2 separate regions of the Homo sapiens genome follow, and region 1 is linked to region 2. A link is a loop called in an ENCODE intact Hi-C map of the cell type or tissue named here. Cell type or tissue: psoas muscle. All regions are shown on one strand. Links, peaks and the distances in the headings refer to the core of each region. The heading gives the core; the rest is flanking DNA. Region 1 overlaps MIR99AHG (mir-99a-let-7c cluster host gene). Region 2 overlaps MIR99AHG (mir-99a-let-7c cluster host gene).

Region 1 (11,378 bases), core at 2,149-10,148, 200 kb after region 2:
GAGAAAGAGAAAGGAAAATTCTAATTATGATTATAATAGTCATAATTTACCACATGCCCACTATGCATTATTGAAGAGTTTGAACCAGAGAGTGACATGACTTGGTTTACTTTTTTATGATATTATTGTGGCTGGTAAGTGGAGAACAGATGGAAGAGTGGGGCTGGAGTGGCTCTAGATAAGCAGAGAGAAAAGTTAGGCTACTCTTGTAGTCTGGGGATAACGTAACTATACTTTCAATTAGAATGCAGTAGTAGAAATTGACAGGAACATAGGAAGTTGAGATGTCTGGAGAATAAACTGTGGAAAAGAGAATCAAGGACAACTCAGGTCTTCAGCTGAAGCAACAAGGTAGACTGTGGTGCTGTTTATTAAAAGGGTGTGTCTAGCATATGGTGGAGGGAAAGAGATTTGGAAGAAAGACTACCATTTCGGCCGTTTTACCTATGCAGGTTTAAAACATTGCTATATAAGTGGTTAATAGGCTGTCCTTTCATATACCATAATTTCTATTTTATCATCCACAATTTTCTCAATAATAAGAATAGCCAGTTTGCCCTTTTTCTGCTGCATTGTGTTGAGAGTTGCTGTATCTGTGCCTTGTGAGTAATTCCTATCTCTTCTACATTTTCAGTCTCTCACTCCACCAGTTATTTTCCCATAGACTATTAGTAATGCCTTTGTGTCTCTTGTCTAATTAATTAATGCATCCCTCTACCCTGTGAATTCCTCCAGTTAATGTCCTCCCCTCCCCTACATAGCTAAGCTCCTCAAAAAAGAACATGAACCTGTTCATTTTAACTCTTTCATTTGTATTTTATTCTACTATGCACTGAGTGGGTGCTCCACTTATACTTCCACTATGTTACTGAGACTGGTCTCACAAACGTCCCTAATAAACTCCTAATTGTGACACCCTATGGATTATGTTGGTAAGTCATATATATATATATATATATATATATATATATATATATGGCAGGTTGCTATTCCTAATGTTATTCTTCCTCCTCTAAACATTTTGCTTTGTGCGATATTAACACTACATTTATGAAACGTCAATGACCAACAAATCTACATCTCTAATTCGTCCCTGTGTTCTAACCTTTGGGCCCACATATTGAACTGCATACTTGGAATCTCCACCTGGCTGCCACATAAACACTCCAAACAAAACATAGCTAAACACTGAACACTAACCACTTCTCACTCTTGCCTCCCAAACCTCTTTTCCTATTCCTATTGGTGAACAGCATCACCATCTACCCATTAACCCAAGACAGATGCTTGGGAATCTACTGCCTCTTCCACATCATCCAAATTTTATCATTGACTTTGACTTGTTAATACTACTTCTGGCCAGGGGTGGTGGCTCACGCCTGTAATCCCGACACATTGGAAGGCTCAGGCAGGTGGATCACCTGAGGCCGGGAGTTCGAGACCAGCCTGACCAACATGGTGAAACCCCGTCTCTACTAAAAATACAAAAATTAGCCAGGCATGGTGGCATGTACCTGTAATCCCAGCTACTCTGGAGGCTGAGGCAGGAGAATTGCTTGAACCTGGGAGGTGGAGCTTGTAGTGAGCTGAGATTGTGCCATTGCACTCCAGCTTGGGTAACACAGTGAAACTGTCAAAAAAAAAAAAAAAAAGAAAGAAAGAAAGAAAACACACACACACACACACACACACACACACACCCTACTACTTCCTTAACATATACTGCATCAAATCCTTTCCTCTCTATCCCCACCATTCAGGCTTTATTTTATGTCCCAATATTACCAGAAGGAATCATTTAACGCCTCTTATTGTGCATTCCCCATTCATCCCCTGCATTTCTGCCAGAGGGCTCTTTCTAAAATGTACAGCTCTGTTGCTCTCCTGCTGAAAACCCCTTAAAAGATCTTCACTGCCTAAAGGAAAATGTTCATGAACTTTGGCATGGTTTTTAATGGTTTCCAAAATCTTACCCCTGCTTTACCACCTTACCTTCATTCTCATCTCTCAGCATGCCTTATTTACATGCCTTAGTAGTCACAGGTACCAGACATGTGGTTTCATGCTTCTTTTATCCTCTCAAATGTTCCATGTCTAAAACATATCTCCATCCCTGCCTGTGAAAAAGAATCCTATTTCTGTCTATCCAGATTCTGTTGGAGCTTCCCCATATAAATGAACCCTTTCTTGATGGCACTGGTAGAAGAGGTTCTTCTTGATGACTTTACTCCTGTTGATACACAGTTCTTATAAAGCAACTCAAATATTTTATAGAACCCATTGATTTTATGCCTCTAATGTCACTATACTGGTCTTGCCTTGTTATCTCCACTAACATGATTGGTAGTTCAATACATTACTGATGACATTCTAGAATAAATACAGAATAATGAATTAATTAATAAATAAATGATGTATCCCAAAACCCTACCAAAAAACACTAACACATCAAAACATTTTCAAAAAATTCTCCATGACTTTCTAATCCCATTTTAAAGCACAGCACACTGAAAATAACATACCTACATGATACGCACAGTCTAGTATGAAAAGAACAAAGTGTCAACATAGGACAAATCTATTAGGTCAACTATTGACAGACATAAGCCATTTCATGGACTTTGGCTAGAGCTAAACTTGAGAAAACTATTTCACGTTAAACTTTGAACTTTAGAATTTAGGAAGAGGGCAAACGACCAAAATAAGCTGCATAATCAGCTTAAATTCAATCAGCACTATTTCTAGATATAGCTTAAAGATCTGTGAGCTGTCTTGCATCTTATTACCAAAATTAACCATAGACAAAGCATGTGAATTGCTTATGATCTTCAGCAAATAGTGATTTTCAAAAACACGTGTAATCTTATTCATGTGGTTGAATCAGAACTACATTTACCCAGCAGTACAGATGGATATGATTTGCTCTGGAAACTGAGACTGTTTTATTACTTTACAGTTTTTACCTATAAAAATAAATTTACATGATAGTGCATATGGTGAGTCTCAGACCTTAAAATATGCCTAGAAATAGCTGAATAAAAATGCCATCACACTGCAGCTATGAAATTCAGGTTGGATGCTTTCACACTGTTTACTTTGATACCACTATAGTAATACCTTTGTGTCTCTATTTTAATTTTATTTTAAAAATACATAGCAGTAGGCTGGGCACGGTGGCTCACATCTGTAATCCCAGCACTTTGGGAGGCCAAGGCGGGTGGATCATGAGGTCTGGAGATCGAGACCACCCTGGCTAACACAGTGAAACCCCATCTCTACTAAAAATACAAAAAAAAATTAGCCAGGCGTGGTGGCGGGCGCCTGTAGTCCCGGCTACTCGGGAGGCTGAGGCAGGAGAATGGCATGAACCTGAGAGGAGGAGCTTGCAGTGAGCCGAGATTGCGCCACTGCACTCCAGTCTGGGCGACAGAGTGAGACTCCGTCTCCAAAAAAAAAAAAAAAAAAAAAAAAAAAAAAAAAAAAAAAAAAAAAAAAAAAATTTATCTATATATATCTATATATATATATAGATATATATATGTTATATATATATATACACACATAGCAGTATATAAACTCATCTTTCCTGTAAAAAATCTGAACAATACAAATGTATTTGAAGTAAATTTTCCTTCCCCACCTTTTCTTAATTTTATTTTCCTCCCCAGAGGTTAAGTGTTTAGTGTATATCATTCAAGTTATATGATACATTCACATAATAGATCTTTTTTAATATACATGTCATTTATAAAATGTATTGTTCTAAGTCTTGCATTTTCTCTTAATAGTAAGACTTAGAGACTTTGTTGCTAGAAGTATAAACTGTCAAGAACAATTTTGAAATTCAACTTTTAACTAGGAATTCCACTTCTGCAAAAAATGGCATATACAGTGGTGATTATTATAGGGATGTTCAAAACAATGAAGCAGAGGAAATGAAATAACCATCCAACAATAGAGGAATGTTTCAATATATGGTATGATGATAAGTCCATGCTATGAATTATCATGCTGCTGGTTTAAAAGTATGAGGCAGATCTAAATATAGTGAATTTATGTACCTATAAGTTATTTCACAATGTTTCTCTGGAATTATTAATTCAGCCTTATTTCCAAGCAATATTCCTTACCATTTGACTCTCACACTCTTGTCAACCACCATCTTAGAGATATATTTTTCATAGAGACATAGGAAGGGATTAGTGGAAGATGGAAGATGGAGGATCCTGAAAGCTTGGTAAGCGGCAGGGTCCTATTTTGCCTTATATTAAATAACACAGAAGGAAAGAAAGACCTAGTAATAGAAAGACCTAGTAATAGGAATACCTGGGCCATGTTAATCACATGCATAGCTAAGCTAGTTTTTATTTGCAGAAAGTAACAGCAAGGAACTGATTGAAAACTAAACTATACATAGTACTTAAGATTGCTGCACATAGCTGCAAAACAGGCCCAGGTGCCAAGTTATTAAAAAAAGATTAATGAAATGAAAGCAGAAATACTAGGTGTGAAATATGAGAATAAAAGGGAAAGAAATTATAAATATTCAAAAAAGAGCTTAAGAAAAAAATGAGAAATACTTTTAGACATGTGATATAAATAGTTTTAAAATATTCATCTTCTCTCAGAGTAATAAAGAGAGGGCTAAATATTACGCTTAAAAAGATCAAAGGAAGAGGAAAGTTATTCTATAACTAAAGATAAATTCACAATTTTATAAATAAAAGTTTCAAATGTGGAACTTTTTTCAAAAATGTCACTTAATCTACTTCATATTCTCTCCTTTGAGACGAGAGAAAACTTACTCTGACACATTTTTTGTGAATTATTTTTCAAGGTCAGATTAAATAAACATATTCTAAGAAGATTGTTCACATAAATTATCTCATTTAATTCTCTCAGCAGCCCACTGGGGTAGAAATTCATAGCTGCATTTTACTACTGGATAAACGGAGGCTCAGAAAGTATAAGAAACTCAGCCAGCCGGAACACTTCAGAGCTGGAATTTGAATTCCCATTTGTTCACTACAGCTTTAACACTCTTTCTATCTCATCACAGTTGCTTTAAAATCATTATGTAAGAATGCCACCAGAATGGAAATGAGTACATTGCATTCAGTTTTAGTTAGCTTTTTCTGATTAACAGATACATTCACATTACATATTTTAGGGTAGTGTTTATAAAATGCATAATGACTATCACTTAATAAACCTGATTATACAGAGAGTTGTCAGACATATCACCCTCTTTTTATGTGGTAGGGTGGATTACAAGGCTCCGAAATGAGTTCTTTACTGTTTTTTTGTTGTTTTGGGTGCTCTGTTTAAAGACAAATTTTTTGTAATTAAATAGCAATCAGACATTTAAAAGACAAGCTGATCTCAGTACTGTATTTATGTAAGGCAGACAAAGATTGCATTTTCTATTTTGTGGTCTGGACACCTGGGGCACAAACTTCAGTAAGAGGGTCAACATCACTGAAATAATCCCTCATGTATCTGTCATATAAACAAGGCTTTAAATTCTGAAAACTCCATATAACAAAAAGAGATAAGTATTTTTCACATTACTATTATGAAGTGCCAATGTTTCTGTTCTTAGTTGATTTGTTCTTGTAGCCACTTGTATAACTTTTTAAAAATCATTTTCCACTTAATAAAATGCTTTGCACTGGCAAAACATAATTATGTTATGCACGAGCCACAGAGATAATTATAGTTCCTCCAGACATTCTTAATCTGTATTAGTGGAAACAAGTTACAGGGTGATGAGAACCTCACATATCATTATCCAATCTCAACAGCTGCTTAGTTAATCTTGCCATAATCAAATCCAAGTTATCATCCTATCATTTCTAACCTGCCATGTTCTTCTGAATTTCTGCTGATTTAAAGACATATCTATGCACTGTTGTAAGTCCTCAGATCTATTTAAGACTGCACTATGATTAATGTGTCTCACTAAGCCAAATGTCCTTTTTCTAACATAATTTAAGACTGCACTGTGTCCATATTTAGAATTCAACCTAACAAATAAGTGCTTGCTGAACTTCTCCTACATCCTTCGTATTAAAGGAAAGAGGGAGCCTTATGAGTATTAGAGAATCTGCTATATGTTCACAAGCAACCAAATCCTGCCATGGAGAAAATAAATTCATTTACACTATGATATGTCCAATTTTCCATACCTCTTAATTTGCCTAACACTTAAAAGTAGCAATCAAATGTCAAGTTTTCAGCTCAGTAATCTATCATCAACTAATTATCATCAATATAGGAAGCATTCCTTTTTAGAGCTGTATTAGAACCTTACTAATTGTAGTTTAGTACTTTGTCCTGTTTGGTTTTGCTTATTCCAAGTGCCAGGATTTCCACCATTTCCGATGGAACTTTCCTCTGTAATTGAACAAATTTCACTACTACGTTGTATTTCCTGTGATTGAGTTTATCCTCTTCCTGATGATTATTAAGCTGTGGACAATTACCTTAAATCTTCAGGACAAAAAATTAATTCTTCTTTGTTTTTAGCAATCTAGGAGACTCAATAATCATTTGTGAGTTTCCCAAGATTAATAAGCTTGTTCTTATCTGTGAAGTGTCGCCATCATTGAAACCATTTCTCAATGATGGCAATATTATTGCTTTTGACAAGCAAGGAAAAAGTTACAAAGGACTGGCTAAAATATTTAAGCCTTTCTATACACACCAAGAGACTCCAGGACTCCCTCTTTGGGGAACAAAAAGTGCAGGTAAATGAAAATCCTCCTTTTGTAAAAGAACTAGAGAATACATCCTACCTGCCAGGTGCGGTGGCTCAGCCTGTAATTCCAGCACTTTGGGAGACCGAGGCAGGTGGATCACCTGAGGTCGGAAGTTTGAGACCAGCCTGGCCAACATGGAGAAAACCTGTCTCTACTAAAAAAAATACAAAATCAGCTCGGCGTAATGCCGCATGGCCGTAATCCCAGCTACTTGGGAAGCTGAGGTAAGAGAGTCACTTGAACGTGGGAGGCGGAGGTTGCGGTGAGCTGAGATCATGCCATTGCACTCCAGCCTGGGCAACAAGAGCAAACCTCCATTTCAAAAAGAAAAAAGAAAATACATGCTACTACTTAGAGTGAAAAAACGATAGGAAAACAAACCCAACAGGTACTCATACATATACTCATCCTTATTAATATGTCTCACTGATGACTCACTAAATCCTTCAGGGTCTTCAAGACACCTGAAAAAGTTTCTTTATTCTTATTTTAATGTGTGCTTATAATTCTTAATCTGGAAATATTTTATATTAATTGTAAGTATGTTAGCCCATTCAAATCATACCTATATGCAATTTGCTCTGTTTTACGTATCAAACCCCTGTTACTAATCAATAAACTCACTGAAAGACTTACCCAGTTATTATATATGCAGACTTAGCTTCAGAGGTTGTTTTACTCCCCATATTCTATTTTTTTCACTGCCTTATTTAAATAAGTCAAGTTTCCTATATACTTAGTCCTTCTGTAGTACTGTCCTGCAGAGCAAAAGAAATGGTGATGAGGCATAGCAAAACAAAATAAAAATTTTCCCTCCAAGTGCATACTATTTAAAAATCAGTGGGAGTTTATTTTTTAAAAACTCAAAAGTATTCTGTTGTGGTTTTATTCCAACTCAACAAAATTTAACAAGAGCACCTGATTCTTACACATTTTCAGCCTAAATTCTCAAATCACAGATTCTAGTACATGAGATAGATTTGAAGAAATGCCAAAATCAAAAACCAAGAGACTTGAAAAAACATTAACAGATAATTTTAAGTAGAGTGGTGTGATGTAATAAGAATTGCAATGTAGAAAAATAATCCTTTGGCAGCAACCAATTATAGGGTAAAACTTATATTCTTTCTTTTTTTTTTTATCTCAGTCATTGCCCTAATATTTTACCTTACTGAATTGCTGGAATTGTATCATTCTCCCAGGTGTTAAAAGCCGAGACTGGTAGGCTGAGGACCAAGACACCTCTACAGACTCATCGGTAGGCTGAGGACCAAGACTCCTCTACAGACTCATGAGTGATCAGAAAGTCGCAACAATAGGCCATGGGATTTATGTCAGTGGAGTTAAGCCATGATGTTATAAAAATACTAGAGTGACCTCAGAAGGGAAATGATTTTATACACTGTTTGTGTATGTAAAACATGTAATAATTTGGCCCTCAAAATAACTCTGTGAAGTGGATAGAATGGTTATGTGGATAAAAACTAAAAACTCAGACAAGTTTCATGGCCAATAAGGAGGGAAACTAAGCTAAAACCCATATTTTCTGGTAACTTAGTCCTTTTTCCTCTTGCTTAATCAAAATTTTCTTCACTCTCTCAATACCATCAACGAGTAGGAAATAATAAAAGTAAATTTCAAACACGTTTAATATGTCTTTTTCTTCCCTTTTAAATATTTTTGGAATGTATCCATTATTGAAAGGAAACCTACACCTTAGATCAAAGTGTTTAAAGAGCACATAAATACTACTACCCATTATAACAGGAAACCACATGATTAGATACAATTTTTTATTACAATTAATGCACTTCCACTTGAATTCTGCTACCACACTATATTTCCAATTGCCATTCTAAGCTTAACAATTATACATAGCACATAATATGTTTGAGGGTAGTAAGACAATTTTTCTGAAAGTTGGAATAATTTAAATTATCAATCTAAAAGTTACATGTTAATTATGACTCTATGGCTGTCATCTAAACTTTGTTACCCCTTCTCTGACGGAGTTGAGGAGGATCTTTCATTTTGAACTTGGCAAGACTTAGGCTATCTTCTTGGAGGACTAACAGTCTCAGTTGCCAGTGAAAAATATTCTTAAGTCAAATACCTGAAAATGAGACTTCACATATTCTACATCAACACTATTTGATGTTTTACATTGTGGTAAATTGCAGCTACGTCTAATGGGAATAGAAGAGGCTATTTTACTCCTCAAACGTTTAAATACTTCCCCTGCATCATAAAAATGAGAAAAGAATGGCCCTCAAAACCCTATTTCAAGAGTGCCCTTTATGGTGTGAATACAGTATTCTTGATTATGCAGATGAGACTTACAGGTGCCATTGAAGAAGAACTCCAATATTACCTTTTCCTTCACTGAAGTCTAGCAGAATCAAGACTCATAATGCCTTCAAACTCTCTGAAATGTTACCTTTCAGTATCATTTCAAAAAATATCTATACCCTGACCATAACTCTAGAAGAGAATGTAGAATGAAGATTAGAGCCATATAATTTTGGTTAAGGAAAAACAAAGATAAAAAAGACTTTTTAATGAGTTTTTAAAAAGGTGGGGGCATGGTCTATCCTATATAATTTATTATTCAGTTTTGTTTTGCAAAATGTGGTAACTTGTGGCTATAACAGAAGATATTTTTACTGTGCTTCTCTTCAAGTTCAAGGCTTTCAGAGACGTCATTGTCAAACCCAGAAAAAATTCTTGCCTTGGCAGGTTTTAACAGATCCTTAGTTAATGAGATCGACTGTTAGCTGTTAGTGCCCTTTGGAACTCATCAAATAATTCCCAAGGATTAACGATTGAGAACACTCTGTCAGTGAAATACAAAATCTCTGGATTACTCACCAACATAAACAATCTGCCTTTTCAAATCGACTTTCTCAAATGTTTTGCCTGTTCTCTCATTTCCATTCCCAGTGCATTAGTTCAAGCTGCTCTGCACTACTCCCATTCCTAATTTCTTTCCATTCTACTTGTTCTGAACACTGCTTTCTTTCTCAAGCATTTGCTGAAGATTTTGAAGTGACTCCTGAACTATAAATAGGGTGCTTAAGGCCTGTCATGTGATAGTCCACAAATATCTTTCAGATATCTTTATCTCTGCCCCTATCATAGAATCTCATCTCTGGCCATTTTATAGTTTCCTGTTGTCATGTCACTTTTCATGCTGTAGCCTCTATCTCTGCTGATGACGAGTCCCTGCCTATGCTTCAAGCTCTGTTCCAATACTGCCCCTTGCAAAAAGTTTCTCCTTATGAGAAAGTCTTTATCCCTCTACTGTATAAGCTAATAAATCCAGCCTTGCATTAACACTGACTTACGGAAAGTTCTGTTCCGTAACTACTAAGAATCTAGAGGGTAGAAAATGTATACTGGTTGTAGAAGTGCTCTCCACAGTGCCTGGCTCAGAGTTTGTACATACAACCAAAGTTATCCTACGTGTGTTATCTGGCTCTCATGAGGGACACAGAGAGATGACATTGCCCAGATTCACCTGAGCAAGGTATGGCCATGTGGCTGGGCACTGAAGAGTGGAGTATATATGGGTCTGCTCCAGGTCCAGACCATAAAATTTCCCCATGTGTGAACTAATACTTCAATAGCAACTGTGGAAGTTGCTATTGGTGGAGCTACAAGATGGAAAGAACTTCAGTCTTTGAATCAGGGAGTAAAAAACTGTCCAAGGCATACTGCGTGGATTGTAATCTGAACAAGCTCTGAACCTCTAAGAAGCTGGGGTTTTATCTATTACATCAGCTGATATATCCTTATAACACAGCAAGTCTGCTGATTGGTCAGCCAATTATTACAATGGAGACTATAATAAATAATGTTATTAATGTAGACATATGTATATATGTGTATATTTATATAGTTAAAGTTTTCTTTACCTGTGTGCCCATCAAGCATAATTTTATTGCTATTGCTTTTTGTGTATAAACTGCCCCATCAATAATTTTGAATTTAATATATTTTTAAATGAATGGAGAATTTAGTCACTAGAGAAAAAAATTTCAGTACAGACATCTGAATTTTTATAATTTGTGTAGTCTTTTACATTTGTATTGTCCATACTTTATGCAATGGAAATACTTCTTAGAGACTTACTTTTATCAAGACTTGCCAAAGCAAAAGCTCAGTTTTCAAAGAAATAATAGCTTGCTTTCTTTATATATACATTTTTAAAAATCAGTTTACCTAATTTTTAATTAAGTAAAATCACATAAACCACTGCCATAAATAATGTTTGAGAACAAGCATGATTAAAGCTATTATATGTTCGTGATATTGAAATTCTTTATATTTAGTTTAAGCCTTGTACTTATTAATGCATTTCTCTTCTCCCCTGTTTCTATGCTCAGGGTCTCCAGGCACATACAATCCTACCACACTGTTGCATTTGAGATAAACGAACACATTAAGAAATGGAGCTGGTACAATACCTATCTAATTGAATTGTGAAAGGTAGTTTACCAGAAGATATTAGCATGTTTTACTTGTGTTGTGATGGCTGTGTGAATTACTGGTCCAGAGAGAATATTATACAACCTTATTGCATTTTAAAGAACGTATGTTTTCTTAACTTTTTTTAAA
Region 2 (11,378 bases), core at 1,344-9,343:
TCTATAACACACTTCAGTAGGAATTTTCTCTCCATCAACTTTTTCAAATGTCATGCTATCTGAATACATCTACAATTGGTGGTTGAGGTGGGAGAATCTCTTGAGCCCAGGACTTCAAGACTATAGTGGGCCATGATCACACCTGTGAAGAGCCACTACACTCCAGGCCTGGCAGCATAGTAGGATCCTATCTCTAAAAAGAAATAAATTAAAATAAAGACTAAAATTGGCTGTTGACAGGAAAAAAAAAATAACTCTCCATAGAATATTTATGAATGGGCCCAAGGAATGGAGAGGAAAGAGCATGTGATCAGATTAGAATCCCACAGAACATGCAATAGTCATATACTTGTATTTTTCCCAAACTCCTGTACTAGCAGAAAATTCATATCCAGATCACTATACTTCATGAAGACTGTAACAGGAAATTTTCAAAGCAGTGCTTTCGAAAAGTAATTTTGGATGACATCTCAAGTAGAATTGGAATAAAGCCAATCCCATAACTTAAATTTCAGAACAACTGTTTCTATCACTGTTTAAATATTCTGTACACAAAACATGTATTTATATATACTATTTTGAACACAAAACACAACTTAGTAACTCATAAGTAGAACATGCATGTTCTATAATTTTTAGCAACTTGACCTTTCATGCACAACTGTCCATATTCTTCAGGAAAATGCCCAGGTTTAGGGCAAAATGAAAAACTAGTGATCCTTGCTAAGGCTGAGTCAGCTTGGTTATAATGCTGATTTGTCCAACTGAACGAGCTGAACTACCTAAACAGGGATTTAAAAAAAATCACTATACAGAGAAGAACCCTGCTTCTGCCAAGGAAACGCTATCACAGATCCTCCAGTGAACAAGAATGAGTGTGTAACTCCTCTCTCCTTGTAAAAATATCTCAGATTGGTGATTGGGGCTCTGAGGCAAGACTCGGGGATTTAAATATGGTAAATGACTGTATAAGCTTAAAGCACCATGGACCATACAGAATGGATCACCACCATCCCTTTGACACCATTTTCACGAGTTCTTACAGACTGAGTAAATGAAAGCTGCTCTCAAAGCCCACTGTCTACCTTTCCAGCGTGTTGTTTATGTATGAACAGCAAGTTGTAATTAGTTGCTATAAAATATATCATTTTATTACTCTCCATCTTACTTTCTATTTTAGTTTTAAAACTGAAGTCCACAGAAAGCCCATATATTCCTCACATTTATCTAAGCATTCAAATAAAACAGTTACTCCTTTCAAAATCTCTGCAAATGATAAAGCAGTTGATTATCACAGGAAAGAAAATGTTTTTGAAATATTTTCAGATATTTCCTCTTACAGACGTTGACCTCAGATGTTAGTGGGAGAAATGGAAAGAAAGGCACGATAGCTTAGTCTCATGATATTTTTAAACAAGAGATTATGTAATATTTCAATAATAGCAAAGCAGAGACAATTACAACTTTAGTAGATATTAGTTTTTTAAGCAAACGATAGTTCTCCAGATTTTCAAAGAATTAGTAAATCTTTAAAACGAATACTAATCAAATATTTAGAATCACTCTATAAACACGTAAATTAGCACAAATTTATGCTGAATATTCAGCGCTTTAAAGGAAGCAAATCCTCAGATTTGATGTGATCATTAATATTGATTCATATATCGACTTACTCTCAGTAAGAAACTCAATAAATTTGTTTATAAAAAATAATATGGAATAAGAATAAACTTAAGAGCCTGCTATCAGACTTTCCAACCTCGAGTTCAAAAGACATATATTTCAGGATGTAGGCAAAAACACAGGTTGGCAAATACACATGAACACATAAACAAAAGAAAACTAAAAAAATTCTTTGTTTTTTAAGAAAAAATTTTGAGCATTAAAAAAGAGGTTCTTTTACTGATCTATTTGTCTTGACTTTGAGAGAAGAATTTATAGCAAGATATAAATCATCATTGTTTAAACAGCTAATAGGTCAGGTGGCTTGTAAAATGAATGTTTAAGAATGATATCAAACAGTAATATTTACTTTGTGATAATTTTAAAATTAAACCAATATAAAGTAAAAAAATTGCAACAAGTGCAAATCAATGCTTCTTTTATTTGAACAAGACTTAAAATCAGCTAACGTGATTCTTTCTATACAATATCAATTGTATATAAATCAAAGTAACATTAAAAAATTATTTGGTTATATAAGCTATAGTTCTATGTTGGCTGCTTGGAAATATGACATTTGTTCATCTAATAAAAGAGTAAAATATGGCAGTTAATTTTATGAGAAAAGCCTTACAAATGCATTACAGATTATAATTACTGTTTTAATATTTCACTTTTATTGTATTAATGAAATAACAAAGTATTATTATTAGCAGTTTATATGAAAGGTATCATCTTTTATTTTAGTGCATACTTTCTCCAAAACAACAAAGGTTGGTGTCTTCACGTGCTTCTATATCTAGTTTTGTTACTGCAAATTCCAAATCATCCTGACTATACTAGTTTTTATGGCCGAGGTCACTGAAGTTGTGCCAAAAATTCAACAATGATGTTCAATCTAATGTAGCAATGCATTTATCTTATTGCTGAATTTTAGACTCCTCAGAACAAAGCACTTCATTTAAATGATAAATGCTCACCTAAAATACCCTGTTGTAAACATTTCTCACATTTAAACAATTGTGGATAAAATACTGCAATGGTAAAGCTTTCTTTTCAATACAGAATAAAAGTTGATGTTTAATTATTTAATGTCTCTTTTAATTGGAGGGAAAGAAAGTATTTTAAGTGCCTGTTGCATAATTAAAATAAACAAACAAAAAACCCTGTCACATTTAAAATGGTAAAAGTCCATAATTTGAATTGACAACTATAAATGAATTTAACTTTTTCTGAAGAGTAAAAGAGATTCCACATTGTAAAATTTCATAGATTTTAATATTTCCAATATAAGTATGGGGGAAAAGATGAACGAAAAACTTGTTCGAGCTATTCTTTATAAATTGAAGAAATTCAACAAAAATATTAAAATATTTTTCTTTTTAAAAGTAATTACATTTCCATATAGTATTTTTAAAATGTTAACTCAATGAAGGAAATGTAATCAGTGTTTTGCATTTTTGGTCCTAAGGAAAACTAGCTAATAATTCTGCTAAAAAGCCTAGATTATGGAAATAATTACAACGCATTGCCATAGCAAAAGAAAGCAATTTTTTTAGCTATTTCAGTAAGGAAGATAATTTAAATTGTCCTTAATACTTACTTGTTTCTACCTCAACTAAAAAACATTTGTCAGTAATCGTGTACAAGTAAGTTTCTTCTGAACTCGCAAACTAACACTTCTGTGTACTCCAAAAGTTCTATATTTGATGGCATTTACTTTGCTATGGGCTCTGATTAACAAAGAATACCCTATAATTTTCAGTTAAAACATTTCTTAGTAAATATTAGAAAAATAATCTATCAATTTCAAATGCTAAGTACAACAACTGATTCAAAATAATCAAAAAATAAAAACAGAAGATGTGTGTAAGAGCTAAAATTAAAATTAAAATTGAATTCAAAATTAATTTTTAAGTGAGAATCATGCTCAACAAGAGAAGCTATCTTATTTTTCCTGCACCTGTTTCATGATAATAAATGTGAAAATGTTTGGTTTTTAATCCAAGTTTTGAAATATTTACCTTTATTAACTGCTTTTATATAAATTACAAAGATTACATTAAATAAGAATTCAGCTGTAAACTCACATACAAAGAGACCTTATCTAGGTAAATTTCTATTAATAACAATTTATAACTTCTATGGCTTTTAATGTTGACTAGTATGAAAATTCCAAACACTCCATTCCTCGGTTAAACTAATAGCAAGGTTTTTACAGTATCATAATTTGGTCCACAGCAAAACAAATATAAATTGTATATTTACAAAAAATGACCTGAAGGAAATCAGGAGGCAATTTCTAATCCTAAAATTTACCTAAAATTAATATGATTTTTTCTATCACCAAAATTTGCAATATTCTATACTGTAAAGGGAAGACAAATACAGAATAAACATGCCTATTAAGAAATCTCTTAATTAGGTCACTCTTAAAAAATAATGTATCTGATTCTCATCAATATTTTAAAGAGAAATATGACTGTTTCTAGTAAAATAAAGTTGCACTCTGGATTACTACAGATTAACACACAAGGCATAATAGTATTTACGATAGTGATAATAAAATTTCTTTTAAAAAAACAAAATAGAGCAACTGATATTACACTTTTCTACTTCTAATTATTCTGTAGAGTACCTATGTTTAATGTCTAAAGATATTATTGAAAATGGCTATAGAAAATTTGAGGTGTTAATATTTGATTGCTATAGTATTTCATTGCCACTCGTGAATTTAACTCTTAAAACACTAGAGTATAAAATTGGCTTACAGAACAAAATTCAGTTATAGTAATATCAAAATTAATAACAGTTCCAGAAATTGGATGTTAAGTACCTTTGAGCTTCAAAATTTATTTCATGAAAAATTATCCTTTTATTGCAAAACAGCAATTAAACACAATTACTTAAAAGTTATTCAGCCATGTTTATATACCAAGCATTTCTATTAAAACATTTGTTAGAAATAATATCAAGGTGTTAATACGTTTTTAAAATTATATAGCAAATGCTGACATTTTTAAAAATCCCAAATGCTACCTTTTAACATAGACAAAAACACTATAAAAATGTTAAGCTTAATTGCGCGCACGATGAAACTTCTAGAAAACTCCATTACTTACTGTTCACTGAGTATTACTTACAGAGATTAACAGTTTTAAGAATTCATTTGTTATTTATCCTGTAGTGTTTTGAAAAACCTTTTTTGCACTGTATACTTCTCAATAAGATGATCATACCTACTCTGGTCTGCTGAGAAAAACAAAAAATCAGCAAATCTTCTTTAAGACTGTGCTTGCTCCATCGTATCTTAGGTGGCAACAAGCAAGGAATTCATAATGATAAAAGCAACAACATGAGAAAAAATATTTAATGCTTGTTTCATATTGACTGTATAAAGTCATTTTGACATGCCTATACAACTGGTTGTGGCAGCTTTCAGACATGATTCCTGATTTAAAAAAAAAAAAAAAAAGAAAGAAATTGCTCCAGGTTCTTTAGAGAAAGCTTGCCGCTGGGAAGTTGATTTTGGCCAAGTGCCAAAATCATGTGCAAAGGGGCCTCATTACGGATTCATGGCAGCCTTCAGCACTAACAAAAAATGTGACCCAACAGGCTAAATCAGCGACTAAAATTAAAAAGTAAGAGACAAAGACAACTTACTTAATATTCCTTCCAAAGCAACATTAAACTTTTTTTGGTAATTAAACCCTTATTAGTATAATGCAGTGTTCCTCTGTCCTCAAATGATTGTACAATTACTCTTTAAAACTTGTCAATTTCCCTTCTAAATAACACTTTCTTTCTGTGGCAGTTTACAAAGATTTCGCTATATAATAAAACTCTATATCCACTGTAATGGGTTCAATAGAAGAAAACAAAATCGTAAAAACGCAGACGACAGTATTCCTTTAAGATTTAAACAAACAAACAAAAAATAAGCAAACAATCGTCAGTACATTTTGAACTTCTACAAAAGTGAACATGCACCCTCTAAACTCACATTGGTTGCGATTAAGCAGTCTCACTGCCCAACTTTCCCCCAAAAAAGTAGATTTGATATCGTAGCCTTACCTAGATGTCTTCTGGCTTTTCTGCAGATCAAAAAGTTTCCTCCCTAAGCACACAGATATTCTTTCACAAACCATAAAGGCCCTTTTATGAATCCAGCACTGTAACAGGCTACCTTCCACACCACGTTGAGAGCCCAGTGTACAAGCTCTCAAGATAAAATACGTTGCTAATACACAATTAGTGGGAGAGGTTGTCTACTGGAGAATTTATCTTAACGACAGGAGGAAAAAAATAGAAGCTTTTTTTTTTTTTTAATAGCAAAAAGGGTGCGGTCAGATGTTAGGTTTTGCCTGAGAAAAGGGTTCTACACTGCACTAGTACCTAAACACTAGCAGAAGCTGCCTGGGAAGGGAGCCAATGGAAGGACTTTGTTTGACCCAGCTGCCAATCTCCCCTGAAGCCGTGCGCCAGACTAAACACTCACACTATTTTAACTCAAATCAGGCTACAGCAGCTGTTTGCTTTCCGGCTCTGAGCTCTGCACCCACCATGGCCTGTGCAGTTCACCCGCGAGCTTTGCTAGCTGCCTGGCTGAAATCTGTTCCGGGTTGGGATTTGTCATTGGGGAGCAAATATTAACCCTATTCCTCATGGTAAATCTGGACTGTTTGTTGTTCAGCATTTGGATCTGGTCATTGGGGTAATTTCTGATCTTTTAAAAGAAGACTGATATTTTATATCATGGAGAAAATTTGAGATTTAAAGGTAACAAGGATTCCTACGTTTCTTTGAAATTCTGATGTAAACTCTTCTGATGTGTTCAAATTAACACTAAAATAGCCCTTGTGTGTTCCTACAAAAACAAGGTCCTTAGAGTCCACCTCTAAGAACAAAGATGGTACCCATTCACTCCAACCTAAAGCTCTTCGACTACAGCAAGATGGTAAGTTGGCATCACAGAGTCGGAGAGACTCACATGCTTGCAGGAGTTAGCACTGACTCCTCAATGCTCAGGAAAGTTTCTCCAAAAGCAACACCTAGGCACACAAGAAGTTTGCTTTCCTTGTACGAAAAGGTACCAAGTGACCTAATTTACCGTACCTAAATTTCTAAGCTTATTTAGTTATTAGGCTAAGTGTAAAATTCACATTCTGAATTGTACAACGTTATGCCCACAGGTAGCCTGAAGTTAAAAACAAACTAGAGAGAAGTTAGTTAGGGAATGTACAATTAAAGTAATAATCAAAATGATCTGATTGTAGGGGGGAAAGAGATCCAATAATTAAGATTGATTGCACATGAGATAGGAGCCAAACATTATGTATGTGGCAAAAATAAACCAGTAAGTCATTCAACATGTGGAAGAGAGAAAGAAGCTCAGAGGAGTGTAATAACATGGATCATAACTGAGTTATTTTTACTCCTGACCAAATTCCTTCCTATTGGACAACGATGGTGAGAGAAGCCAGCATGTTTTTCGTTAGAGATTTTAGTTTCTGTTGTTGCATCAGGCAAAAGGATATCTCTTAATGTAAGGCAAATAGACAGAATTTTTGTTTTTGTTTATTAACATAACTAATTTTGATCTAGCTATGATGGTTCACAATGCAGTCAGAAGATGAGCAAAAGTGAAATGTTCCTAAAATACATGAAAGGTGTGTCTTCAATTTTTTTTTTCAGAAAGTTGTTTCCCTTGCTTTAAGAGGAGAGTTTATTTTGTTTCTATTCTTGCCCCAAATGATAGATCTGTTTTCTTATCTTAGAAACTAGAGATCTAAATTACAAAAAATTGTAATTTTATAATAAAACATTATTTCCTCAGATAGGAAGTAGCAAAGATGCCTACAGAGAGGCTGAACTATTAGGCTTTATAGATGCACAAAAACTGAAAGACCCAATAAATTAAAAATATATGTCATGATAATATTGCACAGCAAATAAGGCTAGTATCCTTATTTTGAAAGTGATCGATATGTAAAATCAAAAGATTCCCATTGGATCTGGCTTCATATATAGCAGTGTATAGTTTGATGCTCAGAATTCTTATGGAATCTAATAAAATGCTGGGAAATCATTTCTTTTGTGTCCCCCTTTTTTTCCAATGTAAGAAAATATTCAGCTTGTTTCTCTGAATGGTCTATTACCATCTACAAATCACCCACTATCACATTGTTTTATGTATATATATATATATATATATATATATATCTGCAGTAGCTATAGACTGGCAGTCCTATAGCAACATTTGTTGATCTCAGTAATCACTTCTTTACACTTCTTTTCTGTCTTTTCGTTAGACATCTCATGCACAATAGCAGTTAATTCATATCATGACTGTTACAGGCTGAATTGTCTCCCCCCAAATTCAGATGCTGAAGTCCTTACTCCCAGTACCTCAAAATCCGACTGTAGGTGGAGTTAGTGTCTTTAAAGAGGTAATTAAATTAAAGGAGATCAGTAGGATGGGCCTGAATCCAGTGACTGGTGTCCTTATAAGAAGAGGAGGTTAGGACACAAAAACACAGAGAAGACCATGTGAAGACACAGGGAGAAGATATCCATTTGCAAAGCAAAGGATGGGGCTCGGAAAAACCTACCCTGCCAATACCTTGAGCTGGTACTCCTTGCCTCCAGAATCGTGAAAAAATAAATTCCTGTTGTTTAAGTCGTTCAGTCTATAGTTGTTATTTGTAGAAAACTAATACAATGCCTAAGTTGAAAGGAGTGAAAAATTGTCCTATCTACTACTGGAATACAATTCATTTCTATACTCAAGTGTTTGATTTTGTCTAAGACAGCATGGAATGTACAAAGGAAATGTAATTTATTCACATTTTCCAGAAAAGAGGAAAAACTGTGTGTACACCAGAGTTTTATATAAAAGGAATAACAAGGTGCTAAAAATGAAGGAACACAAGACACATTTGCCACTTTTCCATGATACTTATTTTCATATTTTGAACAGGAATACTGTGCTTAACTCACTTTGTAAATAATAAAATAGTATGTACACAATTAATACATACAGACTTTAAAAATAATTGTGGAATAAATAGGTGCCTAGCATTTCCTTTGGGTTAATTGAAAATGGTATGTGAAACTTTTGATTTTGAAAGACAGTTCTGACACATGGACAACTCACATTCAAGTTCTGATGCTAGATAAAAACTTTATATCAAGAGTTGGAAGCATAAAAGCTAGTCTTTGTAAGTGGAGAGTTCCAATAATCTATGCAAAGGGAAGAGACCCTAAAGGAAAAAGGAAAAGAAAAGTGGCCTTATAAAAAAGTCTGTATAAAGGTAAATGAAGGAAGACTGAAGGTGTCAAAGATAAAAGAAATTAGAAGGTTAATCAAATATCTCCCCCAAAAAATCATCTTTGCCCATAAGCAAAGCAACAAACACACCACTCACACGAAGTTGGAAGACACAAGGTAGCTATGGGAAACATAATGGAGTAGGAATATTTTGCTGCTTGTGGTGGGCAGGATTCTAAGATGGCCCCAAGATTTCCACTACCTGTATACTTTTACTTCCCTAGTAGGTGGGGTAGAACCTGTGAATATGGTAAGATAATTGCTTTGTTGTTAAGAGTCAATGAGATTTCCATCTAGTATTAGTAGAGTGAGAAAGAAGAAAAGAAGCCAATTGCAAATCAATCCGCCTGCCCAGAAGAGGTAAGGAATAGGTGACTGAAATTACCATTGTAACAAGATGCCATTTTACCTAGCCACAATTCCCACCTGATGCCACCTGAACGTGAGTACTCATTTATTCATCCTTTGGCTCACCTGATCCTATCAAAAATTCAGTTTAATGCTGACCCTGTGTGGGGCATCGGGCTGTCATGTGGTATAAAAAACACAGCTTTTGATCTCATGATGATAGTCTAGGAAGCAAACTGAAAGCAAAACAACCAGTCCTAAAGAAAATGGCACTGTGGTGAGCAATTAAAATGCTGAGGTGGTAACGTCCAGTGTTTTCGTAAATGTGGCAGACTATTATGACAATATTAGTAATTATCACATATTCAAATAATTATAATAAACAAATTATGGAGAAAGGTGCTATTTGAAAAATGCCATTTTTTTTGTCATCCTACAGCTACATGATGTCATTGTCTTAAAACAACTAATATAATATTGGTTGCGTGAAACTACAATTGTTAGTCTCTTTTACTTTTTATGAAAATATTTCCCCTCTACTTCTCATGCTAGTTGAGACCAAGAAGACTATTTATCTCTTGAAATTCTAACATTTTAAAATAAAATCTGAGACATAATCTTTCTTCACAAAACCCCATTGTTACTCCAAAGTAAATTGCAAACCATGCTACAATGGCTTTCACTTTAAGCAAGATATGCTAATAATGACATGGTATTTTGAACACCTATTTCTTAATGAGAATAACCAGAATACATTGAGAAACAATTTCAAATAAAGTTAAATTAAGTTGAATGTGATCATGAAACAACTCAAACTATTATAAAGAAAATAAGCTTAAATGATTAAGTAAATCTTCTCCACAAAGGTCATATGGAAATAATTTAAAATAAAACATAATATGACATGTAATTGTCAAAATAGAAATTTTTTTAATTTAGCAAACAGAGAGGCACACAGATACATGCAAACAAACAAACAAAAATATGGTACATTGAAGTAATGGAGGGAAGATATCTATCTTATTAATTTGACCAGAATTTCAAAAATGATTTTGCATTCTCAGTATAATTTTTTTTAAACATTACCAGCTTCATTCCATTTTCTAAGCCTATAAATCTGCTTTTTTTTTTTGAGGGAATCTCTAGAGGCACTTTTATATTTTATCAAATATATTTTTTAGTTTCAGAAAGATTAAGAACAATCTAAACACACACAGAGAAATTGATGACACGAACAGCCATATATCTAAAATAAGTTGAGATAATAATTCATAATCTTTCCCCAAAGAAACCACTGGATCCAAATGGTTTCACAGGTGAGTTCTACCAAATATTTAAGGAAGAACTCACATCAGTTTCCCATAATCCCCTCCAAAACATAAAAGCAGAGGAACGCTTTCTAACGCATTGAATGAGGCCAGCATTACTCCTAATGCCAAAATTAGATAAATATATTACAAGAAAGGAAATTTGTACACCCTTATCCTTCATGGAGGTAGACATAAAAATCCTTAATAAAACATTAGCCAGTATAATTTAGCAATGTATTGAAATAATTATACCCGAAGACCAAGTGGTCTTTATTTCATATATGCGAGGTTGGTTCAATTTTTGAAAGTCAACACAAAATATGATCATATCAATTGACACAAGACACAACATTTCACAAAATCCAACACTCAAGCAGGATAAAAACTGTTAGCAAACTAAAAATAGAGGAGAACATCTTCAGATTGATGAAGAACATCTACAAAATAGCTACTAGCATCATACCTAACAGTGAGAAACTAGATACTCTCCCCCAAGACAGAGAAAAGACAAGGATGTTCCCTGTCACTGCTCCTATTCAGCATCATACCAGCAGTCCTAGCTGATGAAATAATACAAGACAAGGAAATGAAACATAAATATTGGAAAGGAATATATAAAACTGTCTAGTCACACATGATATGTCTATATAGAAAATCCCAAAGAAATTAAAAAAAAAAAAGCCAATTTGGCAAGGTTTTAGGACACAAGCTTAATACACAACAGTCAA

The links. A loop is a pair of places that touch in the nucleus more often than their neighbours do. Peaks named below come from ENCODE experiments on the same cell type or tissue, not always from the same donor. Only the 100,000 strongest peaks of a DNase experiment are listed, where the experiment ranks them.
Region 1: it touches region 2 in a loop (2.5-fold over the local background); 2 of 110 quality-filtered maps call a loop at or near these places.

The regions. Positions count from the first base shown.
Region 1 is chr21:16,210,398-16,221,775 of GRCh38, reverse strand. The region is part of intron 3 of MIR99AHG (mir-99a-let-7c cluster host gene); the gene reads right to left. Among named protein-coding and RNA genes, the nearest start is that of SNORD74B, 69 kb to the left of the region's middle. In psoas muscle, for the core only: no CTCF peak of the experiment used is centred there; no DNase peak of the experiment used is centred there; H3K4me3 peaks cover 4,553 bases; H3K27ac peaks cover 5,596 bases.
Region 2 is chr21:16,414,100-16,425,477 of GRCh38, reverse strand. The region is part of intron 5 of MIR99AHG (mir-99a-let-7c cluster host gene); the gene reads right to left. Among named protein-coding and RNA genes, the nearest start is that of MIR99A, 120 kb to the left of the region's middle. In psoas muscle, for the core only: no CTCF peak of the experiment used is centred there; DNase peaks (open chromatin) are centred at 5,197 and 6,157; H3K4me3 peaks cover 6,271 bases; H3K27ac peaks cover 7,986 bases.